7 separate regions of the Mus musculus genome follow, and all the other regions are linked to region 2. The links are chromatin loops, found by intact Hi-C in ENCODE. Cell type or tissue: heart. All regions are shown on one strand.

Region 1 (4,000 bases), 480 kb before region 2:
ACACGATCAAACTTGACAGCACATACCTTAACCTGCTGAACCATCTCACTGGCTCTCAAATGTAGATCTCGTGATGTCCTGGCAGTGATGACACCCTCTTGAAGGTTAATGGTAACAAGCCATGTAGGTAGCTAGCATGCCTTAAACCTGTTGTAGGAAGAGCTTTCTACACATAATCTCTGCCAAGCCCCAAACCAAGCAATGATGAACAAAGGAGAGAAGAAAGTACACAGGGGCATGATGGGAAGTCAAAACGGTTGGTGGCTTTCCACTCCAGAATCCAGACTCTGCTTATCCTGGAGCCCACTTTCTCCTTTCCACAGATGATGTCTTCACACTACTTTCTAAAGGAAATTTCGGGATTCTTAGGACTAGAATATTATATGTGGAAACTCATTAGGAAAGGGAATAGTGGATTATGAACAGAAAGTCAAGTATAAGAATGAATCATTGTTTATAATAAACAAACAAAACCACACCAATTTTGAGACCATAGGTCCCTTTTGTTAGAGATCAGAAATGCTTCTACAGAGATGCTCTGACTACAATGTGATTCTCATCAAACCTTCCCTACCAACAACTGACTGTACCACATGAGTCTACACAGTGAAATACCCTGATTTTTTTCTTTTTTTTTTATTAGATATTTTCTTTATTTACATTTTAAATGCTATTCCCTTTCCTAGTTTCCTCTCTGAAAGTCCCCTATACCCCACCACCACCTGCTCCCCAACCCACCCACTCCCACTTCCTCGCCCTGGCATTCCCCTGTACTGGGGCATATAATTTTCACAAGACCAAGGGCCTCTCCTCCTATTGATGGCCGACTAGGCCATCCTCTGCTACATATGCAGCTAGAGACAGGAGCTCTGGGGGTACTGGTTAGTTCATGTTGTTGTTCCTCCTATAGGTTGCCGACCCCTTCAGCTCCTTGGGAAGTACCCTGATGTTTAAGCTCTGCATTTGTTTCACTGAAGGCCACCTCTACCACTGCTGGACAATCCTTTAAACCTTTGCAAAGAATTTCAACAAAGGGTGAGGCTTTGAGACAATTCACTACAAGACATCAAAGAAAGTAAATAGGAGTGCAGTGTAAAAGGAACGAGAAATCCCACATTTTCTTCTCTGTAAAAAAGATGGGACACAGTAAGAGGCATGGCTGTGAAGCCATGCATGCATTCCTAGGTGGGCCCCAGCCTCTGTTCCGTAGCAGCTGTGTGAGCCAGAACATGTTCCTTGGCACACTATCAGGACCACATAGGACAAATGCACAATATCCCAGAATGTAGTTCCTTTCCCACAGGACGAGCCCTTCACTGGCTTTCTCTTCTGTCCTGCCCCTCAGCCCATCCAGTCTAGTGTAGACAGGTTTCACTCTATATCTCTAGTATGTCCTGGAATGACTCCTATCACTGTACATTATTACCTGCTACTTCACCAGACATTCCCTAGATACCCAGACAGAAAAGCACACCACTATCTTTAAAAAGCAACTCCCATTAATGAATAGAACCCTACTCATGTGGCCTTTTGCTCATCACTGGCTGGGATGCTCCTCAGAAGCTGGGGCTATGCCTTGTTCTGCTGCAGACAGTCAGAGGAGAGAGGTCTAGCTCACAGAAGACGGTTCGAACTGAAATATCAGAAGTCCATCTCTTTTCCAAAACAACACAAAGGCAAGCTTTCCCCTAAGGGATCTCTTTTCCTTTCTGTAAAACAGTACACAGACCCCACCCCCCCCCCCCGCCCCTAGCCCCTAGCCCTCCACTGAATTACAGTTAAAATAGCTTTTGTGAAGGACAGACACGGGACACAGTGGCCATTTCTCTTCATGTGTGTGCACCCAGGCAATGAAGCCATTGTAATGGGAACAATGTGTGTTTCATTGCACTTCAACAGAACACATGACACTGTGTTTTGAGCCTGGGTGGGGATAGGGGCCAAAGTAAAGAAACCAACCCTAAAGTTTTATTGCATGAAATTCTGATAAAGAAGCACTTCGAAGCCTCTTTCCCATCATCAAAAAACCCACACTGGGCAAGATCAGAGCTTAACAGCCAAAAAAAAAAAAAAAAAAAAAAAAAAAAAAAAAAAAACCACATTCAATCCCTGAGATCATTTTCCTGAAATAGAAAACTACATATGTTTCTCAAATTTCACATCAAGCCACTGCAGAGGCCAGACTGCAGGGCTAAATTGGCCCAATAAGAGAAAAAGAAAGGAGAAGGGAGAAGGGAAAAAGAGAAGGAAAGAAACCTATTCTCCCACATGGCCACGTCTCCTCAGCACAATGTAGACTTACAAGCACCCAGCCACAGAGCTCTCAGTGAGAGTTGCTTATCCTGCAGCTTTTCCTTTGTCAAATTAAGAGACACTGCCTTGGATTAAAAAGACGCCTTAAATTCAAAAATGACTTCATGGTTGGCTCAGAGCTCCGAGTCTCCAGGGCTGGCCGCCAGGAGCACATCTAGTTCAGAGCCTCCCTCCCCTCCCTACTGGAATCAACCTGACTTCCAGAGAGACTGCAGGGCAAACCCTCAAGCAGAAGGGGTTTCCATACTAATTAAAGTCCAAGCACCTCTTTGAAACTATCTCCAGCTCAGCTTATAGAAAACTGAGGTTTCCTAAGAAGCAAGGATGGGGGTTAGGGATGAGGTAAGGGTACAAACAGGTAAAGTGGCATTGGGAAGATATTACGTTTTAAACAGCAGGCTACACTCTAGATAAGAACCAGAAAGAAATCTAGGAGGATGGATGAGCTAAAGACCTTTACAGAACCCGGGGAGAAGGCCTGACTTCTGAAAGGAGTAAGAGCCAGGCAATATTCAAAGCTGAGAGTTTTCACTAATGGATGCACTGCTTGGCACATTCTAACATACAGGTTGACATTTTTTTATTCATTAACAAAAATGAAAGCCATCTTCTAAATGACTTTAGAACAAAGGAATCCCTGATAGCAGTTTCTTAATAACATTTAAATATTTTTTCAAAGGCCCTTGAGAGAGAAGGAAAAGAAACACAGCAAAAAGGAGGTATATAAATTTTTAAAAAGAAACTATACAGAAGGGGAAGAGAAAGAAGAGAAGGAAGGGTCAGAATTTCCATGTAAAGTTGAGTTCCAGAGGTCTAATTCTACAATTAAACCTTAACTACCCATTTCTAAGGGAAAGAGCCTAAGAAAAAAATCCAAAGGGGTGAATGGTGGAAGTCCTTTCACTAGATTATTACATCTGCACAAGGGTCAGGACCCATGGTATGGGGCAAGTCCTTCAAGCTCCCCTCCACCTCCCTTCTGCATCCTGTAACCCATCTTGAACACAACCACACTGTTGGAGCCTTGCTATATCATAGATTCCAGTACAAGATGCTAACACCTATAATGAGACAGGATGAATCTGAAAGCAACCAGAATAAAATAATAAAGACAAAATAATCAGAAGATCCAATTATCATCCAAGAAACAGTCCACTGGCAGAGGGGTCCACCCTGGATACAAACTAACTGAAGAGTTTACAAAGAAATCCATTCTATGGAGACCTGGTTTCAAGAAAAGGTACCCCTAATCAAGTTACAGCCCAAAGGTCATACTGACCATGCAACCTTGTCCCTTGGTTTCAACCTCAGGGTAAAATACTTCTGATTTCAGTATCATGTTCATAGTTCCAAGACTGTCAACAGAGAGTATACCATCATATCCATTTGCAAGCGAGGAACCAAATTCTGAGACTATTTCACTTTGCCAAATTAAAATAACAAATGGAAATACATTTAAGAGATGATCTGAGGCTTCAGAAAAAAGACAAAAGGTTAAGTAGAGGAAAAGCCATATGGCTTCTCAGTTAGAATTTCTGCCATGCTCTATCCACAGGATTTATGTCTAGATGTATAGAGCAGAGAACCTGGCAAAGAACCTTCTAGAACCTGAGCATTATAGACTAGTGGATCTCAACAATGGGTGCACCTCACTGGCACTGAAGTCACATGGCAACTACATCTGAAG
Region 2 (4,000 bases):
GGGGGGGTGAATCCCAAGAAGTAAAGAGGCAAGGCCAAGACCACATGTGAAGATTCAGGGAGGCTTGGGTTGGAACCATCCCCTCTGAGGCCTAGCCATGATTTTGGTTCTCCCGTTGGCACTGTTCCTCTTTCTGTCCCTAAGTAACACCCAAGACCTCAGGCTGTCTCATTCCCTGAGCCTTGTCAGTTGTAAGTTCAGACCACTGACTGCCCAGACATCCTGTATGGATCGCAACACTACAAGCTGACAGTGTTGCTGAAATCCACCTTCTGTATTAGGGAGGTGACAGGCAGAGAGTAAAAATCAGAGATCCCAGTCTTTCAACCAGTAAAGCTCAGAACTAAACCTGGGAGGGGGTGGTCCTAAGACTGTAGACAGCACCGGTCAGCTGTGGAGGCCTACTGAGAGGAGGCACAGTACAAACAGAGACATGGTGGTGACAACAAGTCTGTACAGCCTGGGCTGCAGGCAGCAGAAGAGGGGTGGAGGTGGTGGGGGTGGATCAGAAAGTCTCCTGGAGCAGACAGTGGCCTTCTTCTGGCATCCAGACTTGACTAGGTTTTCTCCAGGTTGAAGAGCTTGGCGAAAGGGAGGATGGGAGGCTATGCGGGGAGGATGGGAGGCTATGCAAAGGAAAGGAGGTACCTTTGCTGAGGCAAACAGGTGTGACCCTGCTGGGGTGGGGTGTGGTCACTGGAGGAGAGAGAGCTAGGTGTGTGACACTTAGGCTAACGAGGCAGGAAGATCACGAGTTCAAGTCTGGGAGTTGGGGAGATGACTCAGCAGATTAGAGCTCTTGCTGATCTCCCAGAGGACCTATGCTCTCCTCCCAGCAACCAGCATAGGGCAGCACCTAACAGCCTCTAATTCCAGTTCCTGTCTTTTGAACTCCTTGGGCAAACACACACACACACAAGCACGCACGCACGAAGTGGGGGAGGAGCAGGAGGGGGAGAAAGAGGAAACGAAATATTTGGTTTTTTTGTTTTTTTTTTTTAAGGAGTTCAAGGCTATCCCCAGCTACTTGGTGAGTTAGAGACTATTCTAGGCTATATAAGGACAAGTCTCAAAGAAAGAGAGAAAAATTAGATACTGACCCAGAGTCTGAGATGAGCCAGTGACTTCTGGAAGCTTCAGAGTCCTCACCTGTACAGTGGACATAATGCCGGCTTTCCAAGTTTCTTTATGAAATGAGACACATGCACGACTATATCCTGACTCAGTGCTACTCTTTATATTCACCTCATAAAACTCCCTCCCTCAATAAAATTTTTTAAATGAGCATATTTTTACTTATGCTCCCAGAAGCACTAAGAATCTATCTCATGATTAGTCATACGCCATAACAATACAATTAATAATAATGTTAATTACTGCTGATTGAAGGCACTAAGTGCTTAATATGTATAATCTATAGCTAATCTAACCCTCGGAGCGTATCTAAAGATAAGTATCATTACTCCCATTTTATGGGTGAGGATAATGAGACAGAGAAGTTAGGAAATGTACACAGGTCACCCGCTGGGTAGGGATAGGTCTGGCCTTTGAGAAGAAAAAAAAAAGTGCATCTACAAAAAGGTCAGAGTAGAGTGAGGAATGCCCTGAGTTTGGAGTTCATGTTGGTCTTGGCGATCTCCCTCTGTTTCTTTCTCAGAAAGAAAGCAAACATTTTAAGTGTCCACGGAGAGAGGGGCAGCCTTACAGATGAGGAAGAAGGGTCCGAGCTCAGGCTCCCCCAGCCGCCCAGGACCGTGGCTGTCCTGCGCAGGTCCCTGCGCTGCCCCTTCCCACCGTGGGTGGCTCCCAGCGGCAGGGAATCACATTATCTGTTGGGAAGGCGTCCAACACCCTCCTCCCGCCAGCCAGTGTTTGCTCAAGGCCTAGCTCTTCAGAAACTGAAACCAGCAGCCCGAGCTGCCAGCCTGAGGACGCCCGCGGGCTCTGCCCAGGCTTTACCTTCTATGGGGAGGCCCGCGGAGGGCGGAGCGAGCCGGCGCCGCTGACGTGGCCGCCCTGCCCTCGCCCCGGGCGCCCGCCTCCTCCGCGCCGGGTGTGGGAGCGCGGGGCTGGGAGAGCGAGGTGCGCGGGCGTGGGAGCGCAGGAGCAGCCGGCGTCTGGTGCGGGAGGCTGGGGTGGCGAAGCGCGGGCGGGGCAGGCGGTGGCGGCCGGAGAGCCCGGGGCGAGCAGTGGAGGGCAGGAGAGTAGGGCGTGAGTCTTAGAGCTAGGAGAGGAGAAAGAAAATAATGTCTGGTCATTATGTTTGGCGACAGGGACCGAACCTAGTACCCAAGAAGCGCTCAGGACATGTTGACAGTGGTACTGTCCTTGCCCATCCGATAGGGGGACAGTGTGCCCTATGAGTTTATGAACTTTCTTCCTTCACAGTGTTTAGGCACAGACTGAAGGAGATCAGGCGATCCGAGAGGGTGTAAAGGATGAGAATGGATAGGGACTCAAACTTGCTGTCTCCCAACACTGATGTGATGACCTCAGAAAGCTTGAGCGGGACAGTAGCTGAATTAGAATCCAGAAGGCAAACTTAGAAAAGCACTTTGTAAACCACTGACTTAAGACAAAGGTCTCTTTCACCTTCAGAGTTCCTTCAGCTACGTCCTCTTACTAGCAAAGCAAATAAACCCACAATTTGCTTCCTAAATAATTAATCAAAACCCAGAAGTCACTCAACACATTTTCAGTAAATATTCACTGGAAATGTCTAAGTACCAGTTGTGGCCAAGTGCTATGCTGGGCACTCAGGGGGTGGCAAAGGAGACGAACAAAGGCTATGTCCTCATGCATTACCCAAACTGTTGGACACAGAAATCGAACAACTCAGATACTGACATCCAACTAACCAAAGATACAGGTGTGTCTACAGTAGACAGATAATGTTTTCAGTCAAAAGTAAATAAAGGTGTCTTTCTCTTCTGTGGCCTCATAAGTAGAGAGAGAATCTTGCCTCTGTACATGAGCTAGAGAGAGAGGGGGGAGAGAGAGAAAGAGATAGAGAGAGTATTAATTCTGTTATGGATCTAGCAAGTCCAAGTTCCTGAGATTAGCAGCATAAGGCTGCGTGGAGAAAGCCTACAGGAAGAGCCCATGGCTTGCTTCCTGTTTATGTGTCCCTCCTCACAAGAAACTCCTAACAGATGGCCCCCACTCAGTTCTCAGTGAGTGAGTGTCTAAGAGGATGACCTTTGAAACCAGGTTTCAAGAGTTGACTTCAAGGCCTGTCTTAGCAGACCTCTAACCACGGGCCAAGTACTTAACCTCTGTGTGCCTATGCTCCTATTCTGTGAAGTGTTATGGATAATACCTAGTCCACAGAATTCTAGGCATTAGAGACGGTGCTTTAAGCAGGTGGCAGGGATTCGGTGTGTGCGCAGCAGTGCTTTGGTGCTCTCTGCCTAGAGAAACCTTCCTCCCCCTTTCTCTTCTGGGAGAGTGTGTATTTATAGTCCAATGTCACCTCCTTTCTGGAACCTCCCTTGCTTTATTGGCAAGGTAATTGGATGCTTTGTCTTCTATGTTCCCATCTCTTTCATAGTACCTTAGAGGACCCTTCATGCTCCAATTAGGTTGTCTAATGTGGTGTGTTTTCCTTCTTTATTCGACTACAAGTTCTTAAAGAGTGGGGACTATCTACAATTTGCCCCATCTCTAAGAAACCAGGCAGTCCCCAGAGCAGGGTGAGCTCTTGACACTCTCTTGAGTGAGTGGGTGGATGGGTGAGTGGGTGGGTGGATGGGTGAGGGGGTGGGTGGATGGGTGAGGGGGTGGGTGGATGGGTGAGGGGGTGGGTGGATGGGTGAGGGGGTGGGTGGATGGGTGAGTGGGTGGGTGAATGGGTGAGTGGGTGGGTGGAGGGTGAATGAGTGGGTGGATGGGTGAGGGGGTGGGTGGATGGGTGAGGGGGTGAGTGGGTGGGTAAGAGGGTGGGTGGATGGGTGAGGGGGTGGGTGGATGGGTGAGGGGGTGAGTGGGTGGGTAAGAGGGT
Region 3 (4,000 bases), 110 kb before region 2:
ACCGGCTCAGTACGATTAAACACCATTTTGTACCCTCGTAAGACAGGAAGCTGTGGTTCATTGCTTGCAGCACAAACCTGATGAGTCGGGGACGGTAGGACTCAGGTAAACGTCCACTTTCTATTAGCCACTAAATTCTGTTGTTTCAATAGCCAAAGCCAAAGCCCTGTCTACAGAACTTAAGTGGTTTGGAAACATGGAAAGTGACATGTCACTCAAGTGAATTAAGAGGTGAGTAACCACAATAACAAATTATTCACTGCTAGTTACCGATTACTGGACCACCAATTCCCCATGCCAAGCCCTTTACATATGCTAATTCAATGTGGTGAGAAGGAAGGTGGCAACTCCATTTCAGAGTTTAGAGAACTGAATTAGGGAGGGGCAAGTGTGTGGAAAGGTCACCTCACCCCCCAGAAAAGGAAAGCTATCTTGCTATTAAAGGTCAGTTTTTATATGTCGGGGTCTGTGGTCTCTACAGATGATAGAGAATATATTTGTGGTTTTAAAACTTAAAATGACTAGATTTTGTACTAAATCAGATGCCATCCAAACAGATTTCTACGTTTCTTGTGAATGAAACAAACTTAAATCATCTATATGTTTGTATGTGTGGTTTCTGCATTGTTCATGGAAGTATGTGCACTTGTACATGCATGTGTTTGTGTCAGTATAAAATCCAGAACCTTCCATGATTGTTCTTGAACTACTTATTGAAGATAGTGTGTCTCACTGAACCTAGAGCTCACAGATTTGGGTGTGAAGGCTAGGAGTATACTTGTCTCCACGTGCCCCTCACCACCTCCTCCAATCCTCCATGGTGAAGTTACAGATAGACGTTGTTCCCACCTTTTCTTTGGAGGGGGGATTCTGGGGAAGATGTCCTCATGTTTCACAGCAGCCACTTCACTGTTTGAGCCATGACCCCAGCCTCATGTCTCTATCTTTTGACTCCTGCGTCACCCTATGATGTGAGCAACAGGGATCCCTATTGAACAGCATTGGTCAGCCACACCAGCAGTCGGTACTAGGGGTTGGTGAAAGCCTGGCTATAACTTGTCCCCACTGCATAGCTGCCAGAATTTATCATTCCTTTTCAATAGTCATGTAGTGACTACTGCCCTTTTTTAAGAATAAAATAAGTCTTTATTTATATACATATTCTTATAGTAAAGGGGGAAGCCTTAACTTGCAGGAAAACTCTTGGGCAGTATGTACAACATTCCTTTTATTTCCATGGAATGGAATCAAACACTGACTGAGACCACAAAGTATATACTAGAAATCAGCAAATGCCGGCAACAGAGTAGGAAAATGACAAAGAAATGAAGACTACTGCCTTTTATTGAGCATCTATACATTAAACATTTATTAGCTTTATTTCCAGATGAAGAAATTCTAACTCAGAGGGGAAGTATTTACCCAGAGAGAGCTATAGAAGTGTGGGGACCAACATTTGATGATTTCATGTGTCTATAAGAGTTGTGTGCCTCATCCTTAGTTATGTTGTCTGCGTCTTCCCTCACTGTGTATCTTAGTTTTCCATTTATGTTATGACAAATGACTACACACGCAGACGTTTCCAATACCACACATTTCATTACTCTTTAATAGAGTCCAACTCACCTAAACCAGTGTGGGTGACTGAACTGGAAGCCGTGGCAGCTGCAGAAGTCACAGGAGACCCACGTCCAGCCCCTTCCCAGCATCTCTTACTCATGTTGTTCCTTCATCTCCCATCAGCTGTACCATCAGCTGCTATTGTCTTCCCTCCAAGTGTGCTTCCTGCTTCCTCTAACACGGGCTGCCAGCCACATGTTGCTTTCTCTTCTGTCTGGGCTGAGTGTCCCTCTGGCTCTGTCTGAGGAGAACAATGGGATTGTGTTTGGGTACATCTGGGTAACCCAAGATAATGTTCCCAACTTAGGAGCCAACATTTAATCACATCTTCCTCCCTGTTATGTGATAGCTATAGGTTTCAGAGTTCAGGGCCCAATCAATTTGGGGGATACTTTTTAGTCATCCAAACTTTCTTTCCTCCTGAAAATGGCTTGTCAGATTACTTTACCAAGAGTGGAAATAAGGCTCTGTTTGGCTAGCCACTCTCTTCACTTGTTTCCTTGGTGACTGAAAACGCTACCTCCACCTGTTTCTTCCTTATTATCCAACCTTCTGAATCAGTGGTCTCATTAGTGTTTGATCCTTGGTAATCCTTCCCTCTAGTGCCTAGTTCAAGGCACCATGGATTAGACTCAGGAGAATGGAAGTACTTCCTACAGGGATCTAGCAACAGAACTTTGCAGTGTCCCATGTATATATATATGGGAAGTCACCTCGTGATGCCAAGGGTCAGCCGTTTAGCAGGAAGCTATAAAGGACACCTAAAATTCAGAAGAGAAAGGAGCACATCCCTATCCAGTTTTGAGCACAAGGTAGACTAATGAAAAGCCAAAGGCAGCTACTACATCTGAGCAGCTTCTATAGATTATACCATGTGACACTCTTTCATGTACTCCTCACTTCTATAGGTTATTCTATGTGACACTCTTTCATGTACTCCTCACGTCAGCCCAGGGTGGTGCATATTATGTTTACAAATGAGGAAACTGAGGCTCAACCAGCACAGTCTTGTCTAACCTCTAATCACCTAACTAGAATTGGGTCAGCTTCTACACGACACCCTTGACCTACAACCTTGGCCTTGGGCTCAGTAAAGTAAAAGGAACATGAGTGCAGTGCCCCATGGATACAAATAAGAGGTGTCCACATTGTAATGAGAAGAATACCAGAAACCACATGATGTGAGTCCCCAGATTAGCAGGAGAGGTCTGAGTGTATCAGATTTGACAATATATTTTTGAAGGTGCTCACTCAAGACTTTTAAAAAGCATTTGAAACTAAATATCAAAAATAACCAACTGTGTGGTAAAGGGGTAGATTTACTTTCCCAGCACTTGATGTGACAACTGGCCCTAGTAACGACAAAAGTTCCCCCACCGACTTACCGATATTAATCTTTAGGATCTGCAGACATGTAAAGTAGATACAATTTGTCATATTCTTTTCAAACAGCTGCTCCATTGTCCATCACAGGTTACTTGCTCAGCATCACCAAGTGACTGGTTTAGATTAATGACAACCATTGTCAGACATGTACTGCTATAATGTACAAACCATTTTTAACATTCCTTATTTTTCATTGTCCTTGAAAAATGCTATGTTGAAATAATAGTAATGTCTCCAGAGATTTGCTGTATGTTTTTTGTTTTGGTTTTTTTGTTGTTTCTTTTTTGTTTGTTTATGTTTATTTTTGAGACAGTATGTATCTCTGGCTGTCCTGGCACTCACTTCAGAGACTAGACTGTCTTTAAACTCACAGAGATCTACCCACCTACCTCCTGAGTGTTAGGATTAAAGGTGAGAGCAACCATGCCCAATATGGTATGTCTACATGTGTGCATGCATGTGAACATGTTCTATTGGTGCTGTATAGTTATGCCTACATGTGTGTGTGTGGGGGGGGGGGTCGCATGTTGTATTAGTCAGGGTTCTCTAGTGGTACAGAACTGATAGAACTAATTTATATCTATATCTATATCATCTATATCTATATCATCTGTATCTATCTATATCCTCTTTCTCTTCCTTTCTCTCTCTTTCCCTGTCTCTGGACCAGCAAGTCCAGCAGTGACTATCTACCATCAAAAAAGCAAAGAATCGTATGATTGTCCCACTAATGTCTCAGTTGGTCTTAAGTCTATGTTGGAGTCTTGAAGAAGAAGGTAGCAAAGGCATACCTCAGAAACAAGATAAACTTGCCAGCAAGAGTGAGGGCAAGGAGCAAGAAACAAAAGTTTCCTTCTTCAATATCCTGGTGCTGTCACCAGGTGTGGTTCATATTTAGGGTAGGTCTTCAAACCTCACTGTTGCAGGATATTTGGTAACACCATGAAACCCAAGATTGTGTTATTTACTGAAAAAAAACTGTTTCTAGTTTTCA
Region 4 (4,000 bases), 710 kb before region 2:
GTAAACAAGGATAGGGACTGTAAGGAGGGATTGCTCTTAATGGCCAGGGAGACAGACAGAGAGAGAGAGAGAGAGAGAGAGAGAGAGAGAGAGAGAGAGAGAGAGAGAGAGAGAGAGAGAAAGACACCTCTAGTCAAAGTGGTTTATCTGCTTGTTTGTTTGTTGATAGTCTCCCTCCTGCACATTTTCTTTTTTGAGACAAGAACTCATTTTGTAGCCCAGGCTAGCCTCAAACTCCATCTGTATCCAAGGCTGACCTTGATTCATGCTGATCCTTCAGGCAAGGCCTCCTGCATGTTACCACACCTAGCGCTGCTGAGTGTTTTTATAGGGGGAAAAAAAAAGGGCTATCTCTGGCCTGCAGAACCCGCTTGGTCAGTTGGCATATTCTGCTGCCCTCTGTGAGTTTGCTTAGTAAGTCTTATATTGGAAGAAGACATTTGAGTGATCTGAATGTCACACATGGTCATATTCTGCTGCTTCAGAACAACCCAGGCAAACATGTAATCATGCCACCGCACTGTTTAGGAGACCATGTTTAAACCAGATAGGTACAGAAAACTGTCAACAATTCAAAACAATTTTTTTTTAAAAAGGACAAGTTTTAAAGTGAAGGTCTTAGTTTATCCTGTCCCTCAAAGAACTGCCTCAGACGCTCACCTGGGCATTTTGGAGTTGGGCTAGAAACAAGGCTACCCAAGGCAACACCTCACCTTTCAGACCTGTAACCTCAAACTTCCCCAAGGCTGAACGGAGGCTCGGAGCAGCAGCTAAAGAGAAATTGGGGTCCCGGTGGAAAGCACAGCATGAAATTCTATTCGTTGTCTGTGTTAGTCATATATGAGACTAGAAGGGGAGTCTGAATTCTCAGGTCCCAGGTCCCACTGCTGCTGAGTTTTACCACCAGGCCATTTGTCTCTGCCACTAGAAAGAAGTGGCTCTAATGAGAAGCTCAGTAACATCTTCATTTGTGACAGTCATAATGGGGGCACACAGAAGATCAGAAGGAGGAAGGAATTCCAACACATACTACAACATAGATGGATCTGGAACACATTGTTATGCTAGAAAGAAGCCAGTCACCCAAAGGCAAATGCTATTTAATGCTGCTTATACAATGTGGTTAGAGCTGTTGAAATTAGGTATATGCTGGTCAGGAGCTGTGGGAGCGGCTATGGAAGGGGCTATGCAGAATTACTGTTTCATGGGTCCAGAGTTTAGGCCCACGTGTTGAAAAGAGTTCTGGAAACTGATGGTGCTGACAGTCGCACAGGATTGTGACTGAGCCCCACTCCGTGAAACAGGAACACTCAGAAAGGGGTAAAGGGTTAAAATGCTGAATGATAGACCATATCCATTTTACCCCAACTAAATAGGAAAAAAAGAGCACAACTCAGACCACCTCCCACAGTGGTTATCTGTATTATTTTCTTCCGCATACAATGTAAAGCACAGCCTTCAATGTCTTTATATTTTTCAAAGTATAAGGGCTTCTAAAGTCCTCCCAGGGTATTTCCGTGGAAAGTAAAAAGTCAGGAAGAAACAGTCAGTTATATAAAGTTTTATATCTGCATGTCTTATATGATTTCTTATATCATATATGGCTTGCTGACCATTGACTTTTTGCCTTAGCTGGTCTCAGCTTGCTGTCTGTAAAGCTCTCTGGAAGGAACCTTCCAGTCCTAACTGGTAACTGTTTTCCAAATACTAATACGAGGTACTCTCTCACGAATTAGCTCATCTGTACTAAGCATTCTTCAGAATGTTTTGGAGCGCTTGGCTATTTCTAAAAACCTGCAGTCAGTACACGTGGAAGATGTCATGGTGGGGTGAGCAGACAGGAGGCACTCAAGTATAGGGGCCCTTGAAAGAGCACTGAGGTGGGGTTAGATGCTCTAAGGATCAGGCCTGGGCTCTGCCACCTGCTTGCCATGTGAATCAGGAAGGAAGGAAGCATTTATTAGGGCTTTCTATGCGAGGAGGTACTTTCACACATATTATCTCATTATTTCACATAACTTTCATAATTTATATACCATTTTCACAATCGTTTCCATACCTAGCTATTGCTTGAATTCATGAGTAAGGGGCTATCTTTCAAAATTCTGCCTAAAACTCCCCTTTCTTGAAAACATGGTTTCATTTGGGGCAGAAATTCTCATAAAAACTCAAGTTTGATTCCAGCTATTTATATTTTTCTATTATACATTGAAGAAAAAATAATCAGGAAAGAAACGACTAGCAAAGAATAAGGTTCTCTGCCCAGCACTATGAAGCACCCTGAGAGCCACATGTGCTTTGCTCACATTCCAGCAATGTCAGTTCTTCCTATTTTACCACCTTCTCTGATGCTCAATGACAGTGCATAGAGTTTAGTAACTGACCCAGGCTGGATCCATCAGCTTTCAAAGCCATGTGCTGGTTACCATTTTCTACCCATCTAGTTTGTGTTTGGGCATAGACTATACAACTATTTACATAGTACTCGCCAAATGTTCAAATCTCATGGATAATAAAACTTCACAATGACTTATGCATATACATATATATGTATATATATGCATATATGGCTAAATAAAGACAAATCAGCAAAGCTATACAGGATTATCCATATCAAGCATGACTGTTTAGAATAACCAAGTATTTAAGAAAAAAAAAAAACGAGTTCAAGGAAGAATACCTAAAGTGGTTGTAATGGCAAATGCCTTTAATCCTAGTACCCAGGAGTCAGTGGCCAGCAGAAATCTGTGAATTCAAGATTACCCTGATCTACAGAGTAGGTTCCAGAATAGCCAGGGCTACACATGGAAATCTAGTTTTAAAAAGAAGAGGAGGAAAAGAACGAGAGGAGGAGGAGGTGGAGCAAGAGGAGGAGGAAGAGTAGGAGGAGGAAAAGAAGGAAGAAGGAAGAAGGAGGAGGAAGAGAGGAGGAGGAGGGAGAAGAGGAAGAAGAGGAGGAGGAGGAAGAGGTGGAGGAGGAAGAAGAATTATTTCTAACATCATCTTGCTTTCTACCTTTCTTAGCTTGTTGAAACTGCATGGACCTACCATGTTCCTGGTAGGCCATGGCATGGTCGGAAGCAGCTTTGCAACCTTGCAGATCTGAGTGCAGCCCTGGTTTTGTAATATTTACTGGTGGTAGCTTCTGGAACGGCACTTAACTATTTTAAACCTCAACTTCTCCTTTGTAAACTGAGAGTTCTATTTACTGTTAAAAGAAGATTAAGTGCATTAGACTCATAAAATGCCTTACCCAGTGCCTTCCTGGCCCGAACTGTGGACTCTCAGTGGTCTTCACCACCACACTTTACCACTGCCATTGAATCTGCCTGAGAAGGTTCCAATAAGGCCACAAAAGAGCAAGTGGGTCATAAACTACACACCAAATGGCTGTGACTATCTCTTTGTGTCTCAGTTTAGAACCAGGTGCTTCTGGATTATTCCTCTGGCCCAGTAAATGGAGCAAGAAAGCCCTTTGAATATGGTTCTCCATGCTCTCTTTCTATACTGAATTTACCTTGCAACATCTCTCTCTTTCCAGAATGCTCACAAGAACTCTGAGAGACAGTGATTCTACCAGCCTTACCTGTTACTGTTTCTCTACCATCTAACACATTAGTTACTGCCAAGACAGACTCCTTGTTCTTTTCATTAAATAGACACAGGACTAGTAGAAATCTTCCAGTTCTTTTTATGGTACCTCTTGTCACCTTTGAGGACCTTAACTGCTGGCTTACACAGCATCTACCACTCTTTTGTCCTTAGAAAAGACTAGCAAAATGCCAATTCTTTGGTTAAGTAAAATCGGGCACCATTACATCTGTATGACACCCAATCCAGGAGGTTCAGAAGCGTATTTATATATTAACATCTCGATGGACTTGCACTATGAAGATATTTAGTTAATTTAACTTGAGCATTTTCCATCACATAGTTAATTTGAGTACTGTCCAGGCCAGTGCTTCCCAGTGTTGTCTTTTAACATGTCAGAGCGCAGTGT
Region 5 (4,000 bases), 570 kb before region 2:
ATGTTGGATGCTGCCTAGCACAAAGAGGTCACAGAGTTCACTCTGGCTGAGCTAAAAACCTTGAGGGGTCTGTGATGTTAGTGTGTGATGAGATGTAGGTGTTTGAGGTCATGGGAGTTAGCTGCAGAAACCATGAAAGGTGTTAAAATATTCACAATAATGGAATTTAGTTTGCCAGAGTGGAAAAAATGTCTCCCTGTGGTCATGTGTGAGAGCCAAAGTTATGTTTTAAGCTTTAGTTACTGTGCCTAAGAGATTCATAAAACAAAAACGGCTCTAATCTGTAAACCCCTTGCCTCAGGACAGATACTTCCTGAAATGCTAGAGACCACTGTTTATGTTTTCATTTGTTAAACAAGTCTGACCCAGGTGCACTGGATGTGCTTGGTCACATGTAGATGAAAGATACCTAAGCAGGAAATACATCAGGATGTATGCTTGCCCCTGATTGGATGTAGGCAGGAGGTATGTAGGCAGAAAGTATGTCAGGATACATACCTTTGATTGGACCTGATGGGAAATATGAAGCTTTATGGGTCTGCCTTTATAAGCCAGCGCAAAATGTGACTTCTTGCTATTTTCTGGAAACCTTGGAAAGGTCCTGGCCAGAGTCTATCATCTTGGCCAGTTTTTAATTAAAGCTTGCTTCAAATTTGGCTCAAAATTTGTGGAATTGGTCTTTCTCACATGATTCTCAAGTTCAACACATGTTTCCATGCTAAATCTTCAGAATGAAATGTTTTAAGAATAAGTGTAGAAAGCATTCTCTTTGGAGCTATTTTAAGCACTAAATGCTGGTTTCAAAAGGAACATCAACAAAACCCTGGACTGTCAGATGACTATGACTTTCTAGAGCTTTGTAAGAAACGGCAGCCCTACAGAGTATCCCGACATCTAAGAAAAGGCAGATTCAGGAAAGAGTGGCTTTAGCTGCCATTCTGCTCCAGGTACTATGTGGGGTTTCATATTTGTTGTTTCACAGTTCTATGAAAACTACATTAAAAAAAATCAACGACAACTAATACAGACCTATGTTTCTCAGTTTTAAACTTATGTGCAAATGACTTGTTTTTCCAAACCTGCAATTCACTATTGAACAGAATATCTGTTCACTAGAAAGACAGGATTTTCAAAATAAAGGATAGTCTTTGACTCACTGTGCTTCTTTGTGTGATCCCATTTACTGATGCAGCATAGCCCAAGGAACACTTTGTCAGAGCCAGTGTGGGTGAGCAGTCTAGACTCCTGTTTGTACACTGCTGGATCACAGAAGATAACAGCCTCCTAACAATGGCTGCCTCTATGGGATGTCAAACAGCAACTCTCACAGGAAAGGGCCAGTCAGCAGGGCTGGTGGTAACCGCACAAGGCCAAACATCTGGTGATTTCAAGACATCTGGGGTTTTTCTATCATGTAGACCAAACACGATTCAGGTAATTGACCAAATTTTTCACTTTCCAACCAGATGTCTTACTTTCATAAAGAGGAAGCCAGTCTTGTACTTTCATGTGCAAATAGGCTAGACTAAATTCACCCCCAGAGGGCAGGATTAATTGCTTATACTCAATGAATACTAAATTACATATTATTTCTTTTTCCCCCAACTGTTTTACCCTTGAAAAGGCTTTCTGCTATTGTTTTGAAAAGTGTATATTTCATCTTAGAAGTGCTCTTTTTAAAGCCCTACTCCTCACATTTTTGACAGGGAGCCAGAGTGCTATTAGGAAGAGTGTGATTTCAGCAGTCAGTTTGATCTGGCTTTGGTTGCATGCCTCGACTTTCAGAGCCTCAAGCCCTCTAAACTCAGATTCTTTGTAGATAAACATCATAAAATCCATCTATAAAGACCATTATCAAGATGCAAGCACACTGTCCCTACAGTGCTTGGATGCTTCTTGTGTCTGGTACTGAGATTACAGAGACCAAAGTGCCTATGCATCCCACAGGTTCTCTATCAAGAATGCAGATAGGACTGAAGAGAGGGTGGTGAGTGTGTGTGTGTGTGTGTGTGTGTGTGTGTGTGTGTGTGTGTGTGTGTTTCCTAGTATTCTTACAGATTTTACAAAGAAATGTCCAGTTTGTAAGGGGAGGGGGTGTATCTGAAACATTTCCTTTTCCTTAACCCTTATATGGAACGTATGCTGGAATTTTCCCTTGTCAAGTTTGTTTCAAGAATTCATGTGGTTATGAATTTCCACATTTCTATTTTCTATGCCGTTGTCCTGACAACCAACCATTTTACTGGACAGATGATGAAAAGAACACAACAAGGTGTCTTTCTTCAGTCAAGTCTAGTTGGCAAAACCCAACAGCAAGGAAAGAATGTTTGAAAGATGACAGGGTTTAGGTGTGATCTCCTTAAATAGAGGACAGATGTATGGATAAGTCTAGGGGACTCAGAGCACATGGGCACAAAGAGAAGCTGCTGTTACAGAACTTACTTGAATGTAACAGCTACCATGTTTCAAAAGCCAGGCTGTAAATAAACATTGAACCTAAAGCCAAGAGCAATGGGTTTTTCTTTCTGTTTGTTTGATGTATACTAGATTTCATCAGAATTCAGAAATATCTCAACTATATGAAGAAAGAAACTATGAATATAGCTTTTTAACTTTTCCTCCAGCAATGAGAATTCTTTTGCCATGAAATGAAAGGTTCTGGAGCCCAACAGCAATTCTGCTCTGCCTCAAGTAAAGAAGGAAATGCCCAAAGGCTGATTGATGTAGGCATTGTTCTTACACTCCAAGGATGCAGATTCATGGACTAAGATTCAGAGGTTTGATTCTAGAACCTGACCTGTGCCATCAGACCATCTACCTGGAGATTAAAGAAGGGATGACGCTTTGGGTTAAGGAGTATTCTCCCTCCAATACAGAGGGAGAGCTGGCCAAGTTGTCATTTAATCAAAATATTGGAGTCAAATCTGTGAATTCATGCAATTGTAATAGAAGATTCCAGAGTCATGCTGTGACTTTACAGCACTTAAACTCTACAGCTCTCGATTACCTGGGGTGGGGGTAGCATACACATTTTGGGGAAAATGGTCAACTGATAAAAAATGCAAAGTTCAAACTTTATAAATCTAATTTCTATGTTTTAAAAGTCTTATTCTTTGGACAGAGGATCTAGAAAAGTGAACAGATTTTAGTCAAAATGATAATTAGCTCAAAGCCCCAAAAAGAGTCCCTAGTCACCATGTCCAATTACCTAGGACACAAGAAGGGGCCCCCAGAGGAAGCTCTGAGCACAGCAAGAACCAGCTCTCCACTCCTACAGGAGTTAGTGTTCCGAAAGGCTAGAGAGAAGAAGACAAAGACAGAGAGAGGGCAGGAAAAGGGAGGAGAAGGGAGCTAAGTGTCACCTTTTGGGGTTGTTTCCAGAGATGGCATTTGGGTTACACATCCTCTGGGAGGTACTCAAAGTGGGACACCCATAGTAGTAGCCCACCAAGCCCTAGCATAAACAACAGAGCTGACTTTTAAAAGATAAATATGGAGAACATGAATTTGAAGGTAGTTAAGACTTAATTATAGGAACTACAAACACAAAGAGTAAAAAAAAAAAAAAAAAAAAAAAAAAATGCTGTCTCTTTACATTTCCCCTTCCCAGAGATAAATAGTAATGAAATTTGAGAAAGTATCACATGAGACTCCTCCACAATATTAAGATATGCCTTATTCAATTCCTTGTAGCAGAGTTAGTATGTTTATACAACCGTAAAGTCTGTGTTTTAAGCTCAACAGATGTCTTTCCTCATCAATGAGTATCATATTTTCTATTAGAGAATATATCATGATGTTATGGAGATGACTTGGTCAGAAAAGTGATTGCTGGGCAATCAGAAAGACTTGAGTTTGATCACTAACATCCAGATTTAAAAAAAAAAATAACCAACAAGGAGTAAAAGTGCACACATCTGTAATCTCAGCACTTCTTAACAGAGAACAGGAGAGCCTTGGGGCTTCTTGCCAGCCAGTCCAGCTGACTGGTGAGCTCCAG
Region 6 (4,000 bases), 120 kb before region 2:
TATCCATACCATCCATACTCTAGTATCGTCTCCTTCACATGTATTCACCCACTGCTCTCTTATTCATTCACTCTTTCCTTAATATCTATATCCATCTATCCAAATTCCTGTCTGTATCCAAAATTGGCAAGTAGCATTCGTTTTCTGTAATCTGGAGTACAAGTTCCCCCACCTCCACCCCAGAAGTCTTGGGCACTCCAGTAGCCAAAGATCCAGCAAAGGTGATATAAGACTGTATTGGGAAATAAGACTGTACTTAACAAGATCCATTTCAGAACTGGTTGTTTGGCGTCCATAGCCAACAGGTGCCTCCTGTGATTGACACAAAGCCGATGACCAATGTGAGCCTCTCTTGCGCTGTGGCACTAGTGGTACAGTGAGCTTGGCCCACTGCCTTGTGTTATACACTCCGAAGGAGAGCAAAGAAGGACACATGGAGGCAAAAGCAGGAAAAGCTCTGGCCACAAGAGGTGCACAGGCTGAGGACTGTTCATTTCTTGGTCGAGGGAGTCGTCTAAGCTCAAGGGCTATTCTGAAAAATATATTGAAAAAACATTTTTTCACACAATATATTTGGATCATGCTTTTCCCTATCTCCCCCAACTTCTCTCTTCTCTCTTCTCTCTTCTCTCTTCTCTCTCTCTCTCTCTCTCTCTCTCTCTCTCTCTCTCTCTCTCTCTCTCTCTTGCTCTCACTCTTGCCCTCGCTCTCTCTCTGTCAAAAAAATGCTGCTCCCAAATGGAAATCATAACTTACAACCAAAAGATCAATATGACAAAAATTTCCCAAACAAAGAAACATGAAACAAAAAAAAGTCTTCAAAACTACCATTAATTTAATTTTGTGTGAGCCATCTAGTGCTTGGCATGGGGCCAAGGCATGTGTCATTAATGTTACAAGTGAAGCGCCATTGGACAAAACTTACCCTGTGTCCATGGGTATCACTTGCCAATAGCTTCTTGGTTAGGGGTGGGGGCTCATGTCCACTTCTCTCCCAGTGCTGGGGCCCCCTCTAGCAGTCTCAATAGTTTAAAGAGTCAACAAGATAATTACATAAGAAAACAGAAGGAAGAGCATCCAAACTAAGTTACTGGAAGAAATTGTAATGAAAAGACCACATGCCTAGGTGCAAAGGGAACCCTGGAGCTTCCACCAGCAGAAATCCATTACATATCTCTGTCTTCACAAGGGAAGAGAGGGAACCGCTCCATAACTCAGAGATAGTATTTGTAAGGAAGGGTCAACTGATCATAGGTTGCCCTGCTAGAGTGCTCTTTTGCATTATACCCCTACATCTCCTCCTGCTGCTGGCCTTAGGCTAAGCTCCTGGAAGTTGAAAGGGAAGTGCTTTTGCTCATTGCCATTCCCCCTGCAGGACATCTGTCTGGGTACAGGTGAATACAGAGGCCTGGGTGTAACCTGGACTGGCATGGAAGGTTATCAACACAATAGTTATGACTTAATTGATAACAATTGTACCAGTAGGCATGACTGTAAGAGATAAGTGTCACGGTACTTGGTATATACCGGCTTCAAAAACACTTGCAGGATCACAGATATGAAACACTATCAGTAAGTAAGAGTATAAACTCAATCAGATGTTTACAAATGCAGCATTTATTTGTTCACCTCACCCCAAATGGTAACTGCTGATTTAGATCTTAAATCAGTAGTAAAACAGGGAAGTGACTGAAGTGTGGGCTGGGACAACAGCCATGTATTATCATCAAGGTCAAGCAAACACCTTCCACTTAAAAGATGTTAAAGTATAACCCAGGAGAAGAGAGAGAGAAACAAGGGAGGAAAGGGGGGTTGGGAAGCCAATGGCACATAGAATAGAGGCCAAATGTCTAATTATAGCTGACAAGGCCCTCATGATCTGGGCCTCTTTCCCTATGCCCCCCATGGGGCACTGTGTCCCAGCCAAAGTCAACTTTGTTTAGTTCTCGAAATAGCCCTCAGGTCCTTGCCCCAGCTGCTGCTTCGGCCTGGAACACTCTACCCCATTTTCTATTTACCCATCTCAACTCCTGCTTATCTAACAGGCAGGTCTTGGTGAGGGCCTTTCTTTTGGTGTTCCATCTCTCCCTCTCTCTAACAGGTATTCCTTTGGAGGTCTGGCATAGCAGACTCTGTGAGAGCCGACACCACGCCTGTGGACTTCTGTGAAGAAACTGTTCCTCCACATCTTCGTGTAGGCTGTTTTTTCCAGTGTGTTGGCATGACATCCTCGGTTTATCTGATAGCTACCTTCTTACTCTGTACCCTGGCACCCAGGATATGTATCTGCCTGTTATATCATAGGCTTTGCAAGACAAAAGTATGTCTGTCTGTGTGGGTACAGATTCCCATGCTGCAATAACAAATTACCATTACTCCCAGGTTTAAAGTGACACAAGTTTACCATCTTGTGGTTATGTAGGTATATGTTTAACAGAAGTTCGCTGGGCTAAAATTAAGGTATGTGGGAGGCTCTTGGGAAAAAACTATTTGCTTGCCTTTTCACCTATAAGTTGTTACCCATAGCCTGTAGCTAACAGCCTCTTCCTTCATCTGCAAAGCCATCCAAGGCTGGTAGCAGTTGCCAGTTCACGTCACTCTGATGCTGATTTTTGTCTGTATCTTACATCTTTTAAAGATTCTGATTATATTTTCACACCTAGATAAGCCAGGTCAATAACAATAATTTTAACTCTAGCTATCACCTTAATTCCCTTTTGCTGAGAGGTTTCAAGGATTAGAACGGGGTATCTCCGGAGCCCTGTCATTCTCCCTTCCATACTGTGGATGGCCAAGTGCAGAGCATATAGGAAAGATACAATGACTTGAGTTTGTGGTTGGGAATGTGAGTGTGGGGGGCAGACAGAATTTCTAGGTATACGCTGGTGTGTAACACATAAAAATGCCAGGTAAGTGGGTGCTTCAGTGTGTGACTGTGTGTGTGACTGTGTGTGTGTGTGTGTGTGTGTGTGTATTTTGGAGTTGCATATTAGCTGATCTCATTGGTGAAATGCAGATGTATACGATGTATGTTTGGAGCTTAGAAACCACCAGAAAGGGGAATATAAACATGAAATAGGTAAGAGTTTATTTTCCTCAAAACACCGTGAAGTATTTAGTTTCTTTCCCCTGGGGACACTCTCAGGACCTGCATTTCTGTACTCTATATTCCCATGTGCCTATGGCCACACTGAAAGTGGAAACCCTGTCTTGCCTGGACCAGGTAGCTCTGAGAATGGCTTGCATACATCAGCGTACTGCTCAGACGCTAGTACCACCAGCATTGAGAATTCAATCACAGTACAGTTTCCTGTTCTAACTGTGAGAGCAAAGCTCCTGACATGGAATCCTTCTCAAATCCCTAGCCCACTTCTTACCTAATGTCACAGATCTAAGACAGAAGAGCTCCTAAGTCATAGCTAGCCTGCCCCCTTCTTCTCACAGATGAGACATTGCCTAGCAAGTGGCAGATCTGTACAGGCTACGTGACTGTCAGACCAGAATGTGACCAGGGTCCCCTAGTGCATGCGATTCAGACCTGTATAAGGTATCAGGTTACTCTTTGAGAACAGGGATTTTGTATCACGTGCTCTATAGCATCAGATTTCTTCAGGACTCTCTGGTCCCAAGTTCAGGTGCTTCTGAAAGATAAAATCCAGGATGACATTTCTGAACAGACTACTTCTGAGAGGAGTTTCTATTGAGGAATACCATCCCACTTCCCACACAGGAAGCCAGATAGGACAGCCTGAGACTCTTAAGGTATCTATATCTTCTCCCCCTTTTCTCTTGAATGTTAGCCTAATGCTCAGACCTGAACTAGAGATACTATCTTCCCAAGCAAGTGACGCTTAATGACTTGTGTTTGTGTGACGATACTCAGGGTTCTTCCAAATGTAGTTACCATGCTAGATGCCAGATAACACTGCCAAGAGATACACAGAGGTCCTTGTCTTCAGAGGATCTAAGCGTCTAGTTTCTCCCTAGGCTCTGACAGTCT
Region 7 (4,000 bases), 400 kb before region 2:
TAAAAACAATTATGAAACAATTATGAAAACTATCATGTAAGAATTACATTCACAATGTTCAGTCCATTTGTGTTTGGCAACAATTAGATCTAACTCTATTATCTATCCTGTCTTGGTGAGTCCAGAGTTCCATACTATTATTTTCCATCCTAACTTCTACTACAAACCTAAAAACATCTTAGACCTAAAGTCATCTCCCTGCTGTCCATGATGTGAGTTGTTCCTACCATAGTGAACTGAAATCGTGAGCCAAAATGACTTCTCCTGCCTTAAGTTATTTTCTCATGGGTTTCTCATAGCAACAGGAAGTGTAAGGAGGCTTTTAGATCAAATGGCTTTGTCGCTGGCATTCCTCACATACAGCTTCAGGCCCAGATGACTTTGCTAGTGAGTTCTACTAACCACTAGAGAGAAAATGTGTGTGTGTGTGTGTGTGTGTGTGTGTGTGTGTGTGTGTGTGCATGCGCATGCGTGCACACGCGTAAAAATACTCCCTAACTGATTCTTTAAGGCCAATATTAGTCAGAAAATATAACTCAGAAAATACAAGAAAGGAAAATTACAAATCAAAACCCATTATCATCAATGATGCTGGAATGCTTAAAATCTCAGCAAATGGAATCTAAAATATACAGTTAATTGTATGTCAGTCACTACTACATGGGGCTGCTACTAACTACCCTGGCTGAGAACACCTCTCTGCCTGCGATCATCTCAAGAGTTAAATGATCTCTATGGCACAATCCAGACAAAGAACTATGTCAGACTCCCCTTCTGGCTGGGAGTTTAAAGACGGGGCTTTCCCCAACCTGGTGTTGTTGTTGTTGTTGTTGTTGTTGTTGTCGTCGTCGTCCTTAAAAAGGCTAATAATTGGCTGTAGTTTTTAGATAAAGGTTATAGAAAAAGAACTAAATTCCAGAAGACAAAGCCCAGCAAAATTCATGAGAGCCTGGATAAGAACCTGGCACCCTTCCCAGAAACACAGTGCTCCACCAACTGGGTTATTCCCTCCTCCTTACTTGCAAACTTTGACTTCCTAATCCTAAGCCACCCCCCCCCCTCAAAAAAAATCATCCATAGGCCCTCCTCATCCCCTATTTTCCACCCCAGACCCCATCAGTCAGGAGCAGTCCTCTGGGGCTCTTATTCATACAGCCAGGGCAGAAGCCTTTAAGTCAAGACCAAGCATGACAGCTGCATTAGAAGGAGACTCCAGAAGACAGACTAGCAGCACCCCCAGCTAGCAACAGAAAAGAGAAACATCAGGACTCACATAGCTCACAGTAAAGACGGGAAACCCTTTAAAAAGGACAAGAAAATGAAACAAAAGACAAATCTACAAATCCAGCCACAAACTCAGACTTTAATTCTTCCTTATGGATTTGCTCCCTAAAAGCACAATCCAATGGGACCTTTTGAATTGACACACACACACTTGATCAAAAAAGAGTCAAACTTGGCCACAGTTTGCCCTTTAACTAGGAGAAGAAATTCGAGCTAAAATGTAAGCAGTGCTCCAGTGAATGGACCAGTGACAGAGGAGTTCCCCCACAGTGTGTGTCTCCATCCTGAAATGGTCATGAAGTTCATAAACATGGAAAGATCCCCCTATACCCTTCCTGGCCTGCAGCCCTGTAACAAGACAGATGGCATTATCCCATTTAAACTGAAGTACGCACCAAACACTATCTCCAGATGCTCAGCTTCTATAGCCTTAAACAGCACCAGCCTTGAAACGCTTTTACATTGCCAAACTTGAAATCAACGACTTAAAATGTTTAGAGAATTGTCCCCAAATTGGGGTGCGGGGCGGGGGTGCATTGCAAAATTCTCTTTTCTGGGAGAAAGAAAAAACACTTTATTTAATTAACTGTACACTACTCAGAGAGATAGGGCCTTAGGCCCCAGACATCTGTAGGGCAGTCATTGGGATGCAGTAAAGGCCTCTCCCTTGGGCAAGACACCTCACCCAGAATACACAAGAAACTGAAAGGCCAACCAGTGGCCTGGCTGTGAGACCCAAAGGTGAAGGAGGGAAACATTTAGCAGGCTAGAGAAGCTTTTGGGGGGAGCTGGCTAAGAGCCTGCGTGCCTGCAAGAACCCCTGGGAGGGTCACTTACTTGTCCAATATGAAATCACATTCTAGCTAGCAGGCCAGCAGGCCACCATGCACAGCCGCACCGCACCCAGCAGGGCGGTCCAAACAAGCTGTGACTCCGCCCGCTTCAGTCCAGCCCCTCCAGCAACCCTTGTAAGGAGCAACCTGATTGGTCCTTTGAAACGGGCACCGTGAATGGCCAGTACTTGTGAGCCCTGCTCCTCCCCACTGTACTGTAAGTCTTGGGTTTGCATTTCAAAATCCTTTCGCTGCCTGGATTTTAAAGATGCCCAGGCAACAGAGACGGCTCAATCTAAGCAATCCCCTCTGAGCGCCAGCTAACCTAGCCAACCTACAGTATGTGGTGGATATTTCCTGTTAAATCGCCCTCGGCTGAGCACCAGGATTGCTATGGGCTTCAATTCCTTGAACCCTTTATACCTGGTGCTTTTCAGGAACTCTCACACTTTATGCTGTGGTCGAGGCTTTGAGGTAGAGACGACACCGTAAATCTAAAAGATAGATGACCCCTGCCTTTGAGAAGTTGACATACCAGTAAGCTACATGGACTCTCGGTACCCTCATCGCTAGATACTGAGAGTCCAAAACCGGTTTGGCTTTTTTTTTTTCTTTTTTTTCTTTTTTCTTTTCCTGGGGACTATTCCAAGGTTGCGAAAACCAACCCTTCTCGATAACAGAGACTTCCTTAGTCAGACCTAGTGTGTTTATTATGTTAAGACTAGTATCCACATGACCTGAGAGTAAACGAGTGATCGATCTCTCTCCGTCATCCAGGTAAGAACTCGGTGAGGCTGAGGCCACAGGATTAGTCCTGCACTCTCCTGGAGGTCTTGGTTTGGATTTATTTTCCTCTACACAAGCAGTGTTCAACCTTCTTTGGTGACCTATATCAGATATTTACATTATGATTCATAACAATAGCAAAAGTAGATATGTGAAGTAACAAAAAATATAATTTTATGGTTGGGTCACAACAACCTGAGGAACTATTATAAAGGGTCTCAGCATCCGGACAGTTAAGAACCTAACTGTTAAGATCTACACTATGATTGCATTTCCAGCTATTCAAAAAATTGTCTGCACAGTCTCAGATCTGTTACTTAGTCATGTGGACCAAGCATACAACGGGAATTATAATATTAAGACCTGGTTGTCTTTCTTTCCGGAGCACTATGAAGAACAAATTAAGTACCAGACATGTATATGTTTTGCAAAAGTTTGGATGCTTAATACACATGCTACATTGGCTCAGCTCTTCCTTAATGTATCCCAGAAATGCAACGCGCCTGTTGCCTCACAGTCTATGGCTTGGGTGGGAACCTGAAAGGTCTCCTCGTTGCTAAACATAAACTAGTGTGTTGGCCTTTGTGGATAGCTGTTTCTCGTCTTTGCTGTATTTGAGTTTTTATTTGAGTCCTCTTAAATAGCATATGACCAGTAGCAAAAATAGTGTTGTGGCTGGGCCTCCAGCAGCCATTTTAAACAATAAAAGGACCTTGGGATAAAAGGCACACAGAGGAAAGAAACACGGTGAAAGAAAGTGAGTCCCTAATGCTGTGTACACCAGACCAGGCTGAGTCCAAAAGACCCCACAGCTCAACTAGCACTAGAAATCAGGTGACTGACCTCTACTACAGAACCATCTGAAACTACATCACAGAAATGTTGTGCAAACGGTCGGATGCTTAATACCTATTATGCATTGCCCCAGCTCTTCCTTAACCTATCCCAGAACGGAATGTGTCTGCTGCCTCAGGGACTATGGGAAATGTACATTTTCAGGCTACAATTTATGGAAAGAAATAACAAATCTTGAGTACTTTATAAAATACTAGCTGACACAATGTGGCTGAAAAACAGAAGAGGAAATGGCTCCATGC

Evidence for each region. A loop is a pair of places that touch in the nucleus more often than their neighbours do. Peaks named below come from ENCODE experiments on the same cell type or tissue, not always from the same donor. Only the 100,000 strongest peaks of a DNase experiment are listed, where the experiment ranks them.
Region 1: a loop joins it to region 2, with 2.1 times the contacts of the local background. A loop is called at or near these places in 3 of 42 quality-filtered maps.
Region 3: a loop joins it to region 2, with 1.9 times the contacts of the local background. A loop is called at or near these places in 5 of 42 quality-filtered maps.
Region 4: it touches region 2 in a loop (3-fold over the local background); 10 of 42 quality-filtered maps call a loop at or near these places.
Region 5: a loop joins it to region 2, with 2.4 times the contacts of the local background. A loop is called at or near these places in 2 of 42 quality-filtered maps.
Region 6: a loop joins it to region 2, with 2.5 times the contacts of the local background. A loop is called at or near these places in 5 of 42 quality-filtered maps.
Region 7: a loop joins it to region 2, with 2.3 times the contacts of the local background. A loop is called at or near these places in 7 of 42 quality-filtered maps.

Annotation. Positions count from the first base shown.
Region 1 is chr4:95,635,475-95,639,474 of GRCm38, reverse strand. All of the region lies in intron 5 of Fggy (FGGY carbohydrate kinase domain containing), which reads right to left. Among named protein-coding and RNA genes, the nearest start is that of Fggy, 80 kb to the right of the region's middle. In heart, a CTCF peak has its summit at 2,446; a DNase peak (open chromatin) is centred at 2,434; H3K27ac peaks cover 406 bases.
Region 2 is chr4:95,159,415-95,163,414 of GRCm38, reverse strand. It overlaps Junos (a long non-coding RNA gene), which reads right to left. Exons shown (of 5, transcript XR_867920.3): 4 at 1,960-2,224. Among named protein-coding and RNA genes, the nearest start is that of Gm12708, 32 kb to the left of the region's middle. In heart, CTCF peaks have their summits at 1,783 and 2,350; DNase peaks (open chromatin) are centred at 714 and 1,974; H3K4me3 peaks cover 1,409 bases; H3K27ac peaks cover 4,000 bases.
Region 3 is chr4:95,274,223-95,278,222 of GRCm38, reverse strand. No RefSeq gene overlaps it. Among named protein-coding and RNA genes, the nearest start is that of Gm32240, 68 kb to the right of the region's middle. In heart, no CTCF peak of the experiment used is centred here; a DNase peak (open chromatin) is centred at 1,802.
Region 4 is chr4:95,866,418-95,870,417 of GRCm38, reverse strand. The region is part of intron 14 of Fggy (FGGY carbohydrate kinase domain containing); the gene reads right to left. Among named protein-coding and RNA genes, the nearest start is that of Hook1, 99 kb to the left of the region's middle. In heart, a CTCF peak has its summit at 1,824; no DNase peak of the experiment used is centred here.
Region 5 is chr4:95,727,047-95,731,046 of GRCm38, reverse strand. The region is part of intron 6 of Fggy (FGGY carbohydrate kinase domain containing); the gene reads right to left. Among named protein-coding and RNA genes, the nearest start is that of Fggy, 170 kb to the right of the region's middle. In heart, a CTCF peak has its summit at 1,540 (motif pointing right); no DNase peak of the experiment used is centred here.
Region 6 is chr4:95,281,809-95,285,808 of GRCm38, reverse strand. No RefSeq gene overlaps it. Among named protein-coding and RNA genes, the nearest start is that of Gm32240, 76 kb to the right of the region's middle. In heart, no CTCF peak of the experiment used is centred here; a DNase peak (open chromatin) is centred at 1,918; H3K27ac peaks cover 260 bases.
Region 7 is chr4:95,555,713-95,559,712 of GRCm38, reverse strand. Fggy (FGGY carbohydrate kinase domain containing) reads right to left here and starts at 2,206. Exons shown (of 16, transcript NM_001113412.1): 1 at 2,122-2,206. It overlaps Gm40206 (a long non-coding RNA gene), which reads left to right and starts at 2,347. Exons shown (of 2, transcript XR_867942.1): 1 at 2,347-2,894. In heart, a CTCF peak has its summit at 2,190; DNase peaks (open chromatin) are centred at 972 and 2,262; H3K4me3 peaks cover 1,464 bases; H3K27ac peaks cover 1,885 bases.